Linked DNA regions of Homo sapiens: region 2 is linked to region 1. The links are chromatin loops, found by intact Hi-C in ENCODE. Cell type or tissue: heart right ventricle. All regions are shown on one strand.

What was found. Peaks named below come from ENCODE experiments on the same cell type or tissue, not always from the same donor. Only the 100,000 strongest peaks of a DNase experiment are listed, where the experiment ranks them.
Region 2: it touches region 1 in a loop (5-fold over the local background); 40 of 110 quality-filtered maps call a loop at or near these places.

Annotation. Positions count from the first base shown.
Region 1 is chr9:7,400,780-7,403,279 of GRCh38, reverse strand. No RefSeq gene overlaps it. Among named protein-coding and RNA genes, the nearest start is that of DMAC1, 400 kb to the left of the region's middle. In heart right ventricle, a CTCF peak has its summit at 1,058 (motif pointing left); no DNase peak of the experiment used is centred here; H3K27ac peaks cover 915 bases.
Region 2 is chr9:7,541,159-7,543,658 of GRCh38, reverse strand. It overlaps the pseudogene PPIAP33. Among named protein-coding and RNA genes, the nearest start is that of DMAC1, 260 kb to the left of the region's middle. In heart right ventricle, no CTCF peak of the experiment used is centred here; no DNase peak of the experiment used is centred here.

The DNA of each region.
Region 1 (2,500 bases):
TCAGCATTCCAGGCACTTCTCCTAGGTCTGGGCTGCAGGCTGCTAGCAGTTCACAAACCATTATAACCACTTCCAGGTCTTTCCAGGTCTTCTGGGCCCAGAGAACAAAGCTGAGGGTTTAAGCCAATCTATTGTTATCAGCTCACAATAAACTCCAGTCTGTTTTGTGTTTTGTTTTTGTTTTGTTTTTACCAGGATGGGCTTTCTTTTTAAGCACAAGTCTGTTCCCACCAGTGAGGCCAATCTGATCTGGGCAGAACATAAGCCTTCTTTCCAACCAGAGGTTAATGCAAAAGCAAGGAAGAACACCTGACTTTAATGACCCTGGAAGCTGGGAGCCTTCCTTCCAAAAATGGTACCACAGGCAGCCTCCCACATGTGCATCTGTCACTATAAAAATATCTTCAATCCTTGTCAGAACATTTATAGCATTCCTTGCTTCTATTTGAACCACAAATGCAGCTGAAAGAATTGCATGGTTCCTCCCCCACCTCTCCTGTCTCAGGTTTCATGTTTGCTATTTATTTGTTAATGAGAAGTAAAAGGAGAGGTAGAGAACTACCCACTAAAGGCATGTTTTCAGAAACTCCACCAAGTCACCAATGGTTTTAACGGGTATGGATTCATAGCTGTTGTGCTTTTCAACTTTTTTTCTTCAGCAGGGAGATGTATCCAGGGGATTACACTCCAGTAGTAGGATCTCCTTGGAAGCCAAAAGCACAGTGCAGAGCATTGGAACGCCTAGGATTCCCACCATGGGGGAGCCTAATACTTAGGCCCTAAGGCTACAAGAACATAAACTGTTGATTGCTTAGAAATTGGGAGTGAAGAGGCTATACTGGTGAATGAGTGAATCTCCAACCTCCAGACAATGGGTAAAGGGAGTTAGGGTTAGCCTGAGGGAATACCTCTGAGTTGAAAGGACTCCCTCCAGGTGCCAAAGGGATACTGAATCTTACTTTGGGCTCCGTATCCTAGAGCCAACCAGCTGAAGTCAGCATCCATCTATACTTCCTCCACAGCCAGCTCACATTCCTGTTGGTAGAGCCGTGATCAGAGCTAAGAGTGCCACCTACAGACACTTTAGTGCTAAATATTTACTGGAAAATCTAAAGAAAGCCATTAGCTATCAATTGTACAAGATCCTAGGAGATCGTCAAGTGTCATTGGAAAAGAAGGGTGTGTGTGTGTGTGTGTGTGTGTGTGTGTGTGTGTTGGGAAAGGGGATGGGTGATAGAACAATAAAAATTTAAAATGACAAATATTCTGGACACGAGGGTAAATGGGAGGCTTCTAGAGGCATAAACAGACATAAGGAATTCAAAAGGGGGCTCTGGGAGTGAGGACACATTCATCTCTAAACTCCTCCTTCTGTCTGTCTCTGTGTCTGTCTCACACGTGTGTGCGCGCGCGCGCGCGCACACACACACACACACACACACACACACACACACACACACACACTCTCTGAGCATAAGCTGCTAGCCAGACTCCCTCTCCCCATTTTCTGCCAACATTTCAGATACTTCCTTGAGGTCTGTTCTCAGAGCTCCTGACAATTTGTGGTGTTTAGTGACAGAACTGTTACTTTCACATTTCTTGCTGTTTTAATGAGACTATCTGTAGCTAAGAAAAGTGACATGGTGGCTGGTCCCCTCCCTGGCTCACTGCTGGTCAGCATTGCCCTTGCTACTTCCAGCCTGCCCTGAATATTCCCATCTCTGCCCAATAGCGACTACCGATTTTCTCAAGATTTGGAGGATATGAAATTTACTCATCTTAGAAGAGAACTGGACATCGTAAACCAAAAAAGGTGGAGGCAAGTCTCAATCAATTTTGTGGTTTATTTTGCCAAGATTAAAGACACTCCTGGTGGGGGGTGGAATAAATCACAAGAGCCTGTGTGATTTCTGCCTGTGCGCCTTTTCCAAAGAGGGGTTTGAGGACTTCTGTATTTAAAGAGGAGAGAGGGGAGTGGGGGAGGAGGAAAAAAAAAGGGAGGGTAGGCATTGAGGCAACTGGTTGTATTCTTGTAAGGCTTTGATTAGCAGTCACTGAATTCACATTTTACATATGAAACAAAGGAGTAGAGGAACAGTCAGTTATGCATTCATCTTGTGTTCAGTAGATCTACATCTTACTTAAGTAAACATAGAGTAGAAGAAGTCAATTATGCATTTGCCTGGGGTGGGAGGAAGGATGATTTCTAGTCTTGTTTTTGTCTAGTATCTGTGAAGATAAGCTATTCATTTACACTGTCAGGGTAAGATTCAACAGAATTCTATTTTAGGGTTAGGTCATAGGGGGCACATGTATTCTGAAAGATTTGGGGTCCGACAGGAATTTTTCCTTGTGAGCAATTTGTGAGGGAGGCCACCTGGGGAGATCTGTGGCCTTCTATGTTGCAGCTATCTAGAAACAAAAGGAAGGCAATTTTTGTTTGTTATGCATGACTCAGTTACCAAGCTTAAGTCTCCCTTTGGCATAGGGAGTTTGAGAT
Region 2 (2,500 bases), 140 kb before region 1:
TGTCACTAAGTCAAGATACAAAGCCTGGAGTGGAAACTCCCAGCTGTACAAACCTAGGTCAGGTGCCCAAGAGATAGGCTTCCCTCCTTTTGAGTCACATAATAGGATTTCCCAAAACCAGGAAGAGGAGTGGAACACTGGATGACAAAAAGAAAAAGAAAAAGAAAACCTCTACCATGGGAGAGAGGGGGAGAAAGGCATGGCAGAGAGTGAGAACTGCATGCACAGTAGCCCTTGCCTAAGTGTAGAGACACACTAAGAGAGATAGAGATAGAAGAGGCTGAAATCCAGGCAGAGTCATACTGATTCAGTTCTTGCAAAGCTCTTAAGATTTGGATCTTTACCTTGAGGCAATAAGAAATCATTGATGACTTTATCAGCAGAAGGAAAGCATATTCAACTGCATTTTGGAAAGATAATTCAGAATACAGGAGAGAGAACAGACAGTGAGGGCACAAGAGCAAATGGGGAGCAGTCCACATTTGTAGATACCGTGATGCGTAGATAGTAGACACCGTGATGTGTATCCCAGGTCCCCACTTCAGGACTGAGGCACATCTCCCCAGCTACAGAACTGTTGGTTGCTGACAACTCACAGTTAAATCCCTTTTTGAGACTAGCCCTTGGCGTAAGGAAGCTGCCACAGGGAGGCTATGTCCCTCCCTGGAGACAGCTGGCATCAGATGACTAATCAGCATTGCTACAAAGGCTTTATTTGAGGTGGCTCTAAAGGGCTATCTGAGCTCCAGAGCTCCCTGTGGGATCAGCTGAGGTCTCATGGCAACTGCATCACAGTTTCAGTTCTCCTCCTGCCCGATCCTGCTACCCTCACTCCTCATCATTAGTGACTCCTGAAGCAGTCCTCAGTAATCTTTCTGCATACAAATCTCCATCTCAATGGTTTTTTTCTCAGGAATCTCGACCCGAGACAGCATGACAATCAGAAGACTATAGGAGCCTAGCAATGAAAACAGGGTAGCCTCGACTATGGTAGAAGTAGATACTAGGGAGAGAAGTGTGCTGATTAAACTTTTCAAGGCCCAAGGACCTGAGAATCATATGAGAGAAGAGACCATTTGCAGAGTTAAGGAAAGAAACTCACCCCTTCCTAGATTAGATGTTTCTAACTTCCCTAGTGGTTGAATGGAAGAGAACAGTCATTCCTTCACACACTGGCCCAAACACAATTTCAAACCTTATCCCCATTCTAATAACCACTAATGCTCCTGCTGCAGTCGGCATCTGCCATAGTGTATGATGTGTTGGGAGCTGGCTGCCTCCAGAGCTGAGACTCTTAAGACTGGAGCAGCTGTTACAGGTCTGGCTCTCCTGCCTGATTCTTTGTAGCCATATCACTAAATTTCCAACAGTCAGTTCATTTTATGGCCTTTTCCCCCTTCTCTTTGTAATGCTGCTACCGCCCAGTGCAGAGGCTGCCAAGAGGGTTGATTTCAAACACAGGGCTTTTAAAAGGTGACAGATGAGATGATGTCATGGCATGGAAGGTAAAAAGCCCCCTTCTTCCTCCAGAGTGGTTTAACCAATAAAATTAATTTGCCTGTTTACAATCTAAAATAAAGACAAGATGGTTTAATTTTTCAATAAAAAGTTTTGGCAGGAAGGAAGGGAGTTATTAGCATGCTGATCAGGTTGAGGGGGAAACCAAATGTAGACAGATCATCCTGAAGCCACACTGAAGGGCCTCACCTCTCTCCTTCTGTCTGCTGGTTGCAGAGGGAGCTGCCATGATGCAGCTCTAGCTAAGGGACAAATGGGCAGGCAGCGTAGGTGCTGGCAGGAGCTGGTAGAAGCTGTGGGCATTGCACAGTTGGCCCGCTTGAGCCATTAAGAGAAGTGACCAGTTCAGAACCATTCTCAAAAGACATTCCAGGGCTTAGCAATGACAATCCCCCGTCAGCCTCCCTCTCTGTAGCTGAGGCCCAGCTCTCTTTGCCATTTGTGGCAATCATCAAACAGATGAACTTTGCAAAGCCTCATGAATTCCTGGCAGCTCTTCTGCAGTGCTTCCGTCTCTTGCTCTTTCTCCCCAACTGGCTACAGATGGATCGGCATTTCCTCCATAGCTAGGATGGCAGAACCAAGTTCCAAAGGGGCAATTTCAATATCTCACCTTCTGCTTCCACCTTCCAGCCTCCCCATGACCCACCATTCAAAAGAATGACTATAGCTCTCCACTGGAGGATGACGTTGACATTGAATCTGTATTCAAAGTTGGAGAAACTTGAAAAACTCCAAAGATTTCTAAGGACTTTTGAAAGACTCTGCTTACTCCTAATAGCCCATGTTTTACCAGGGTATACTTAATACTTGCAAGATTATAAGATTCTGTTTTACAAAGTGCTCTTGCATACATTATCACATGTGATACACATATGATTATCCCATTTTCTAGGTAAGCAAACTGATGATCATGGGGAAGGTGAGGAGGATAACAATATTTTTTGAGACTAATTTATGCATTAGAAGCTATGTGGAAGCT